Linked DNA regions of Homo sapiens: region 2 is linked to region 1. A link is a loop called in an ENCODE intact Hi-C map of the cell type or tissue named here. Cell type or tissue: HCT116. All regions are shown on one strand. Each heading gives the region's core, and the rest is flanking DNA. Links, peaks and the distances in the headings are about the cores only. Region 1 has its middle 10 kb from the start of FMO3. Region 2 overlaps VAMP4 (vesicle associated membrane protein 4).

What was found. Hi-C counts contacts between places; a loop is a spot of excess contacts. Peaks named below come from ENCODE experiments on the same cell type or tissue, not always from the same donor. Only the 100,000 strongest peaks of a DNase experiment are listed, where the experiment ranks them.
Region 2: a loop joins it to region 1, with 4 times the contacts of the local background. A loop is called at or near these places in 3 of 110 quality-filtered maps.

The regions. Positions count from the first base shown.
Region 1 is chr1:171,078,157-171,083,547 of GRCh38, reverse strand. No RefSeq gene overlaps it. Among named protein-coding and RNA genes, the nearest start is that of FMO3, 10 kb to the left of the region's middle. In HCT116, for the core only: a CTCF peak has its summit at 2,126 (motif pointing left); a DNase peak (open chromatin) is centred at 2,137.
Region 2 is chr1:171,713,179-171,718,569 of GRCh38, reverse strand. All of the region lies in intron 4 of VAMP4 (vesicle associated membrane protein 4), which reads left to right. Among named protein-coding and RNA genes, the nearest start is that of VAMP4, 26 kb to the left of the region's middle. In HCT116, for the core only: a CTCF peak has its summit at 2,489; a DNase peak (open chromatin) is centred at 2,467.

The DNA of each region.
Region 1 (5,391 bases), core at 210-5,209:
GGATTCAGATTCTCACCCTGCAAGTGCTTTGTTCTTCGCTACCCTCTCCACTCTAGTGCCAGACAGCCGTCATGGATACTTGCACACCACCTCTCCTGGGCTCGGCCATGTTGGAGAAAAGCAGCATATATTTGTTTATAGGAGACCTAGTATATTTGTAAGCTAGTTTTGTTGGCTTGACCTCTGAGGTGCTGGAAGAGATTCAAATGTTCTTTGATCTTTTCGCCAGAGAACAGCAGCAAAAAACTTGTTCAAGCACATAACTTAGTATTTTCTCTTGTGATGAAAATTAAAGTTGTTATATAATCTCTATTATATAGTAAAATGATTTTTTTCTCAGGAATTACATCAACTCAAAGAAGTCTCTGTTTACTTTGACATCTGAACTTTCACTTTATCCGCTAGTTATAATTCCTTGGTTATCATTATCATTACATAAATTTTTCTTTCTGAAAATGGATGATAGTTCTTACAGAGTGTAGGAGTCATGTCTTGTAGTCTAACTTGGATTTTCCTCAGCACGATGCCCTATGCATACATAGTTGATCACAAAATTATTTACTGAATGGTCAGAAGTTTTAAAAATGAGCCCTATTTTAGAATAGGAAGCCTAGTACAGAGGAGAAGACTATGATTTTTAATAGTTTCTCTACAGTTAAGTCCACTTAAATTCATAAAACATTGACAAATACTGTTTTACTGCTTTTCATTGACCTTTACCCTATTGGTAACATTAACCAGTATATCTTTGCTAGGGATTATGACCAGATCTGGAAAAAAAAAGATAACAAAACTATTTTCTTTTCAAGCAGAGACCTCATATTCCTGGCAAATAAATCGACCTTGACAATAAAACACAGGCATTAAACTATTGGATGAATGAATAAGGAGTAGAAAAAATTTATGTGTAACCTTCACAATGAAACTTGCAATTACCAGAAAATAATCTTGTTGGTCCTTTTAGTGGGCACCAAACCAATGAATTATTCATAAAATTCATACATGAACAGAACATCCAGTTTAAAACCTACCTAATGCCAAAGTTGACAACTTCCTCAATACTAAGAGCCAGGAATAAGACTAAGGTATGCTTGTGGGTAACACGATGGGACTTAACACGTGGGCAACGGATAAGGCAGGAGAGAAAATGAAGACAGAGAAAAGTCAAAGGAAAATAATTTAGCATCAGGCAGACCTAATTTGAAACTCAACCTCCAGTGTGTATCAGCTGCATAAACTTGAGAAAGTTATTTCCTTTCTTAAATTTGCTTTTTAAAAAAATCTGTAAAATAGGCATACTGCAAAAGGTGGTCACAGGAATAAATTAGCTGATGAATATGAAACAGCAAGGTTCTACTTGGCAGAGAGTATTTTTGCACACAGGCTCATTTAGTGGCAAAGCACGATCTCCCTGGAAGAAAGCACAGCTGGTAAGAAAAATATTGGCACAAAAATATACACTTCTGTTTCGGAGAAGCTTTTGTAGGTTAAAGCAGTATGTCTCGCAGCTTTTAGCAGAGGTAAGCACAGCAGCTCTAGAAAATAAAAGATGAATTACTTAAAGTGGACTTTGTTCGTCACTTAAACTGAAGCTAAACCAAATCTGTATTGCCCTGAAACATGCTTGAGAGCAATGGTTCTTAAATAGCGAACGGCAAGCTGACGTGAATGGATTACAAATCAAAATGAAACAGATTACCAGGCCTCATCCTGAGCCTACTGGGTCAAAAATGAAGGGTGAAGCCTAGAAAGGAGTCACTTCCCCTGAAACACTCTCCCCATCTACCACCACTCAAAGAAAGCAAACAACTTCCCTCACCATGAGAATTGCTGAGTTTACAAATGAAGAGAGCCCAGTGTGCAAACTAGACCAAATTATACTAGATTTGGTACCCTTGATCACATGGGCTAGGAGTTCAGACTACACTGGTCAATTCCTCAACAAGGAGTAACTGGACATTTATATCAGCATCCTGCTTCATGTTTTTTACAGCAATGCTACTTATATTTATGATTAACTTAGCTATAGTGAAGGCCATCTGGTTTTTATTCCAGAGTGTGTGTTTGAGATACTCTTAAAAACCTGTGTGACTTGCATGGAGTTTAGAATTTAAAAGTTGCTTCTGCCACCTACTGGATGTTTGACCTTAGGTAAATTATTTAATCTTTCTGAGCTTCAATTTTCTGTTTCATAAAATGAAGATATTAATAGGATTGTGTTATAGTAGTAAATTCCTACATTAAATGAATCCTTTCTATTACACTCAGGATCCAGAAATCTCAAATAGATAAAACTCAGGGAAACAACATCATTTATATAATGCTGATTAACGAAGCTTGTTTCCATCTAGAAATGCAATAATCTATAAAGCCACTTTGTACAGAACTTGTCATAAAATAGGTTCTCAGAAATGCCAGTTTTTTTTCTCTCTCTCCCTAACTTATGGCCACTTTTTATATACTACCTTGCTTGTTGTTTTGCATTGCATTATTATGATCTCTTGTGTTATTACTTAATTTTCTATGCATGTCTTGTTTTTTCAATTGCCTTTTAAACTCTTTGAAGAAAGCGAATACATCTTACATTCATGGTACTATTCCTAATGCCAAGCATGGAGCATTCCTAGTGCCAATCACAAAAAAAGTGCTCAATAAAAATTTCAATTGATTTAGGGTAGAAATACTAAAAGATTGATGAAGAGAAGAGATGGGAGTTTGTGGTGAGCAGAGTTAATATATGAGATACAGAGTAGCACTAATGCCAGGGATGTTTAGTCTCTCCCCACAGTTGGGTTTTGGCTTCTGTGACATCCCATCTTCATTACTCAAACTTTGTTTATATAATGCTTTGAATATATATATATATATTTTGAATGTGTATTTGAAAAGAATTTATATAATGAAAATATTTTTAAGTGATACATATTTGAAGCTATAAGTGAGCTACAGAGATTAGACCTAGGGTGTGTAGACTGGCAGATACCTCTCAATATCCCCCAGCAATTGAGTGCCATAAAAGTATATAAGGGAGCTGAATCAAATACCTTATTTCAGAAATAGAGGGAGACCATGACTCTGATAAGAATTCGTTTATGAAACTGGATTGTAAAGAATAAGTAGACTTATGTCTAAGAATTTTAATTTTTGAAATGTCTTTTTGTTTTAGTCAGACTACCACTACAGATAGCTGAAAAGTTAAAAAAAAAAATCAGATAAGTATACATAATGCTTGGTTAGTATTTCCATTTTCTGGCCTTCTCTGGTTCTCACATCTCTGGTCCTAACTCATTTCTGGGATATCGAAATAAAACTTCTCTCCAACCATAATTGTTGACTTTCTAACTTATAAGAATAAATGGTAGACCTGATCCAGATATTCCATTGGGAGTTTAGAGTCTAGAACTGTGCTACTCTTTATTATTTAACAATGTGCCAGTTAAAGATATCACCCCAATGAAAAAGAATAGTTATAATAAATTTCAAATTAGAGACATATTAATATAGTTGACTGAATACTAGAAGTTAGAGTTGAAAGACTTAACTCTCCCCACTAACTATTTTGCTAATCATGAACAAGTCACTTGGAATCCCTAGACTTCAGGTTCCTCATCAATTTCAATGTGCCTCAGGCTATTGTTGTAAGAATAAAATAAGATATCACACGTAAGGTATTTAAAATGGAAAGGCACTAGGGACAGTGTGGTGGTATTAGCCTGAGGAATCTGCATGTGGGGTCCTGGGATTGCTCTGTGACAGGTGTGGAAGAGCCATTTGAGATATTTTTTCTGGGTTTTTAATACTCTTTGACAGGGCTGTAGCCTTGAAAATAAACACTGAATATGTACAAGTTGAAGAGAAATGAATAGAAAGAACTTTCAGGATGAAAAAGAATCAATAAAAAATGTGAACATCTAAGGGATTTTTTTTTATTATTATACTTTAAGTTTTAGGGTACATGTGCACAATGTGCAGGTTAGTTACATATGTATACATATGCCATGCTGGTGCGCTGCACCCACTAACTCGTCATCTAGCATTAGGTATATCTCCCAATGCTATCCCTCCCCCCTCCCCCCACCCCACAACAGTCCCCAGAGTGTGATGTTCCCCTTCCTGTGTCCATGTGTTCTCATTGTTCAATTCCCACCTATGAGTGAGAATATGCGGTGTTTGGTTTTTTGTTCTTGCGATAGTTTACTGAGAATGATGATTTTCAATTTCATCCATGTCCCTACAAAGGACATGAACTCATCATTTTTTATGGCTGCATAGTATTCCATGGTGTATATGTGCCACATTTTCTTAATCCAGTCTATCATTGTTGGACATTTGGGTTGGTTCCAAGTCTTTGCTATTGCGAATAGTGCTGCAATAAACATACGTGTGCATGTGTCTTTATAGCAGCATGATTTATAGTCCTTTGGGTATATACCCAGTAATGGGATGGCTGGGTCAAATGGTATTTCTAGTTCTAGATCCCTGAGGAATCGCCACACTGACTTCCACAATGGTTGAACTAGTTTACAGTCCCACCAACAGTGTAAAAGTGTTCCTATTTCTCCACATCCTCTCCAGCACCTGTTGTTTCCTGACTTTTTAATGACTGCCATTCTAACTGGTATGAGATGATATCTCATTGTGGTTTTGATTTGCATTTCTCTGATGGCCAGTGATGGTGAGCATTTTTTCATGTGTTTTTTGGCTGCATAAATGTCTTCTTTTGAGAACTGTCTGCTCATGTCCTTCACCCACTTTTTGATGGGGTTGTTTGTTTTTTTCTTGTAAATTTGTTTGAGTTCATTGTAGATTCTAGATATTAGCCCTTTGTCAGATGAGTAGGTTGCGAAAATTTTCTCCCATTTTATGGGTTGCCTGTTCACTCTGATGGTAGTTTCTTTTGCTGTGCAGAAGCTCTTTAGTTTAATTAGATCCCATTTGTCAATTTTGGCTTTGGTTGCCATTGCTTTTGGTGTTTTGGACATGAAATCCTTGCCTGTGCCTATGTCCTGAATGGTAATGCCTAGGTTTTCTTCTAGGGTTTGTATGGTTTTAGGTCTAATGTTTAAGTCTTTAATCCATCTTGAATTAATTTTTGTAAAAGGTGTAAGGAAGGGATCCAGTTTCAGCTTTCTACATATGGCTAGCCAGTTTTCCCAGCACCATTTATTAAATAGGGAATCCTTTCCCCATTGCTTGTTTTTCTCAGGTTTGTCAAAGATCAGATAGTTGTAGATATGTGGCGTTATTTCTGGGGGCTCTGTTCTGTTCCATTGATCTATATGTCTGTTTTGGTACCAGTACCATGCTGTTTTGGTTACTGTAGCCTTGTAGTATAGTTTGAAGTCAGGTAGCATGATGCCTCCAGCTTTGTTCTTTTGGCTTAGGATTGAC
Region 2 (5,391 bases), core at 308-5,307, 630 kb before region 1:
GGTTTAAAACCTTTGAGGTATATATTATTTGGTGATAGATGAGTATAATATGCTGTAATCAATGTGTCTGATATCGGAAAGATATGAGTCCTGACTGGAGGGGAGAAGGAATAGACAGAGCAGTGAGTCACTTGAGGGAAGGCTCTGGAAACTGACCAAGCTGTAAAGACTAACTGTGGAATGTGAACTGCATGGCCCAGGTTCAAGACCTAAGGAGGGATAATAGTCACTACCCTAAGCCTGGGTATAGATGGCACATTGTGGGAAGGGTTCTATAATGAAGTATCTAGTTATTGGTGAGATACTTGGGCTTTACTCAGGTAGCTGTTGGTGTGAAGAAATATTTCCATACTTAGCCTAATTCTAACTAATGGATTTTGAGATATGGAACCAAAGAACCAATAAATGATTACAGGTACTAGACTGGGTGTATTAGTTTTCTATTGCCATGTAACAAATTACCATAAACTTAGCAGCTTAAAACAACACACATTTATCATCTCACAGTTTCCTTGGGTCAGGAGTTCAGGCACTTCTTAGGTGAGCCTTTTGCTCAGGTTTAACAAGATGGCAATCAGGGTATCACCAGGTATGACCAACTCAGGAAGTTATCAGAATTTATTTCCTGCAGCTATAGATGTCATGGTGCTTCTTTGAGGCCAGTAGAAGAGAGAATCTGTACTGTTTCAAGTCTCTTATTTGACTAAAGATACAACAAGCCACTTTTAGATGCAATTTATTACTTATATAGTAAAAGGAAGAGTAGCCAAAGTTAGTAGCTCTCAGGGTCATTGTCCTGCACACCAAAAATAATGATACAGCTGGGTGCAGTGTTTCACGCCTGTAATCCCAGCACTTTGGGATTCTCCTTCAAAGGAGGATTGTTTGAAGCCAAAAGTTTTGAGACCAGCCTGAGCAACAAAGTGAAACCCCCTTCTCTTAAAAAAAAAAGGGGAGGTCAATGGCTGCAGTACAAATTGTGGGATACTCTATTGCAAAGGAGCTATTTCTAGGCTGTGGTTTTTATAGTCTGCACATAGAGCCTGCAGAAAGTTTATACCGCATCAGAACCTGGGAGGTGATAAGAAACTGCCTTATGATAGTCTCATAAGGGAAACAGGGAGGTGGATGGAAGAAGACCTCATGAGCCACTCATTCTCTCATGTTCCAGGGAGATCACAAGCATTCTACCAGGACTCAAATTAGCTGTAGTTCAAGCCTGTGTGGCATATGTGGATGCCAATGTGTAATGTCTGAACCATTCTCCTGCACTGAGCCAGAATGACTTCTTTATCCACTCACATGTTCTCTTTTGCCTAAGCTGCCACTGGAGAAGAGGCCTCCACTGATGACACACCTATTTTTTGTCCTGCCAGTATGCTCTGTTTCCTGTCTGATATCCTTCTGAAGAGTGAACCTAGTAAGGGATGTTGCCGATTGGGGTCTTTTGAGTATGATTTTCCAGCTGAATCCCCAAACCACCACCAGTTGTACAGAGTAGGCATTAAAGAATATATGTCTATGTTAATGAATGCCAAACATACACACATGAATTTGTATATTTATGTATTACACTATTAATATCACAATAACTTTGGTGATCACAGAATTTTAGAATAGTAAGGGATTGTTAAGTATAGCGTTTTTTACTCTAGAGCTGAAAGCTTGCTGGATTTAGTTAGAATAAGGTCGTTCATCAAGCATGCATTAAACCTTGATTAATGCTTATCTAAGCAGGGCATGACTCACCAGTGTGCCCAAGATGGAGGAGCACAACTTGCCACACAACTTACCCAATGACAAATCCCTGGCGTTATTTTAGTACCCAAAATTGCTAGCACTGGTCAGTTTCTTTACTTAAGCTGTTATCACCACTTAATTTATAACATTTCAATACAGAGTGTTTCCTACTGCATAGATTAGCAACATCATTGCTTTCTTTGAACTTCATTAGCCACATTTATTAGTGTTGATAACAGATTAATCCTACAAAAAATACTTGACATCACTTCTTAGGAAAGACTCTTTTTGAGGACAATTTTTAAATATTCATATGTCTACATAAAATTTATGCTTCTCTTTGGAATGTTTCCTTTGCTTTTTAAATTTTGTTTTGTTTTTAAAGAGAGTTTGTTCAAACATAAATTATGAGGATGGACCACCTGGAAATACCAGCTCCAAAGGAATGGAGTCAGCATTCCAGAGTAGAGAAGTTAAGGTTTCATTTATATAAGCAGACAGGAACTTTTAGCAGGATTACATTTCCTTTGCCTTTAAATTAAACAATAGCATTATAAATGCCACTGTAGTGAATTGTAGACATTCTGTGTTAGGAGTAGGGAATCTCCCAATTATAGTCTTGGTCAGACCAGCTTAACTTTTATGAGATTCCCTCCCCGACACCCCAGGGAATGTTCCATGGTGTAACAGCAATATATATGTAGTTGCAAAAATACAGCTTAACTTTAAAACTTCTTTTGTCAGCAGTACCTTAAAAGACCAGAAGATGGGGATATTAACTATGAAAATAAATATTTTCTTTCAGGGATTTTTGCTTTGTTTGTTTTTTGAAACAGGGTTTTGCTCCATCACCCAGGCTAGAGTGCAGTGGCACAGTCACAGCTCACTGCAGCCTCAAAATCCTGGGCTCAATTGATCCTTCCACCTCAGCTCCTGAGTAACTGGAAACTTCAGGCACGTGCCACCATGCTTGGCTAATTTCTTATAGAGACGGGGTTTCCCTATGTTGCCCAGACTGGTCTCAAACTCCTGGACTCAAGGGATCCTCCCACTTCAGTCTCCCAGAATGCTAGGATTGCAGGTGTGAGCCACTGCACCTGGCCAGTGTTTTCTTTATAAAATAAGGGGTGCGTATTGCAGAGCATGAATTTGTTTCTTAATCGAAGGGCACTGACATTTATCAAGTATGTGCTATGTGTTGGGCACTATGCTAAGTGTTTGAATAACACTATCTCATTTAATTCTCACAAGTAAAGTAGAGATTATCAGCTGCATTTTAAAGGTGAGAAAATGTTAGGCTAAAACAGGCTTCCAAGGTGAATTCCAAAGTCACATACGTAGTAAGGGATAAAGTTGTATTGCAAACCCAGGTTTGTCTGAATACAGAACCCAGGGGCTCTACATTATACCATACAGCTTCTCTGTTGGTAATTAGAATAGAGCCATTTCAGAAATACAGGTGCCGTCAGACTCTAAGAGGATTTAAAACAGTATTGGAAATGTCTTTTCCTCATTGTGTTCTCTCTCATGTCTTTTATTATCTTATATGAATAGCCTTTAACTGGCCATGATATAAAAATCTCCACCCTTCCTTCAGAAACTAGCTTTTCCTTTGCGTTCTTAATTTTTTATTTTAGTTAATAGCCATCGTCTACTACCAGTTAATTGCTCAAATTATAAATCTAGGAGTTGTCTACTCTTTTCCCAATTCCTTCACCCACATCCAGTTAATCTCCTAGTTCTTAAAATATTACCTCCTCTGACATATATTTCCTTATCCTAGAACTTTCTCACCATCCACTGCCTCTTTTACTCTGCCTGATTAACTCTTGACTCCTCAAAACTCAGCACAGGGGTCTTGATGTCATCTCTGGTCCAGGCTGAATTCATCAAGGCTACATGACTGATACTATGGGCTTCCTTCTATTATATCCCTTAACACATGGTAGTATATGGATATCAGTTTTCCCTACTGGAGTATAATCTTTCTAAATACCAGGCTCATAACCTTCATGATGATAACCTTGATGAATAGCATAATAATAACTTTTTTTTTCTTAGACACAGGTTCTCACTCTTGTCACCCAGGCTGGAGTGCAGTGGTATAGTCTTGGCTCACTGTAGCCTCCACCTCCCGGAGGAGGATCCTCCCACCTCAGCTTCCTGAGCAGCTGAGACTACAGGTGCACACCACCATGCTCGGCTAATTTTTGTATTTTTTGTAGAGACAGGGTTTTGCCATGTTGGCGAGTCTGGTCTCAAACTCCTGGGCTCAAGCGATCCTCCTGCCTCAGCCTCCCAAAGTGCTGGGATTACAGCCCTGAGCCACCACACCTAGCCATAACTTTTTAATGTTTTTTGAATGAATGATATATTTAATTCAGATTTGAAAATATTTGTTAAATGCTTACTTTGTACCAGCCACATTTCACTTGACCTGGGAAATTAAAGAATAAGTGGGTTAGTCTCTGTTTTTAAGGCATTTATAGTATAACAATGGGGACAAGACCAATGTGAAATACAAATAGAAATCAAAGGACTATAACTATTGTGAAAATGTAAAAGATCATGGGGAAGTATGTTATCACTTGCTTTGTAAACCAAACTATCTCCATATTAAAGTAAATAAGCAGATCATTTTCTTTCTTCTACAAAAATTGTGTTCTGGGTAGGGAAACATCCTGAAACACAAAAACAATCATGAGATTTTACATCATTGAGTGAAGGTTACATAGTAGCTGGATTCAGAGTGTTACACCAGCAGATAATTAATGTGTGAAGGACAAAGCAGCAATAACTCACTAATAGTGTAGCAGAAAAATTAAAATATTTGCGGTTTCCATTATCAATAGTGATTTATTACATGTGTGCCATGTTGTTGAGGGAATACTTGTAGGTTTATGATACTCTAGTAAGAATCTAGAATTTTATTGGTTCTGTCCCAATTAATCTGCCTATATCCATGGAATCTTATCCTTAAAGGGTTATGTTTTTTTTCCTTTGAGACAGATCTCTATTGCTAAGGCTGAAGTGCAGTGGTGCAATCACAGTTCACTGCACCTTAACCTCCTGGGCTCAAGGAAATCTCCCACCGCAGCCTCCCAAGTGGCTAGGACCACAGGCACATGCCACCATAACCAGCTTATTTTTAAATTTTTTTGTAAAGACAAGGGCTCACTCTGTTGCCTAGCCTGGTCTCAAACTCCCAGGCTCAGGGGATCCTTCCACCTTGGCCTCCCAAAGTGTTGAGATTACAGGCATGAACCACCAGGCCTGGCCTTTAAAGAGATTCTGGGACCATAATTATTTTATTAGCTTTTTGTTTTCATTTTAAAAGTATATATAATGTCTACGGCCATACCACCCTGAATGCGCCCGATCTCGTCTAAGAGTACGTATAGTATACATATATTAATATCCATAATAGCTATAATCTGATCGTGTATAGGAGCCTTAGTACATTTTATTCATTCCCTTCCTGCTATAGCACCCTACTTTAAGCCATTAATTATCGTCACTTGCATATGACAAAAAAAAAAAGCTGGCTGGGAATTTCAAAATTGATCCTTGATGAACAGTAGCTTTGCTTTTGTTTGTAGTTAAATGGAGGGCTCTACAGTCACTGCTTTATATCTCCTCCTCAAGTAGCTG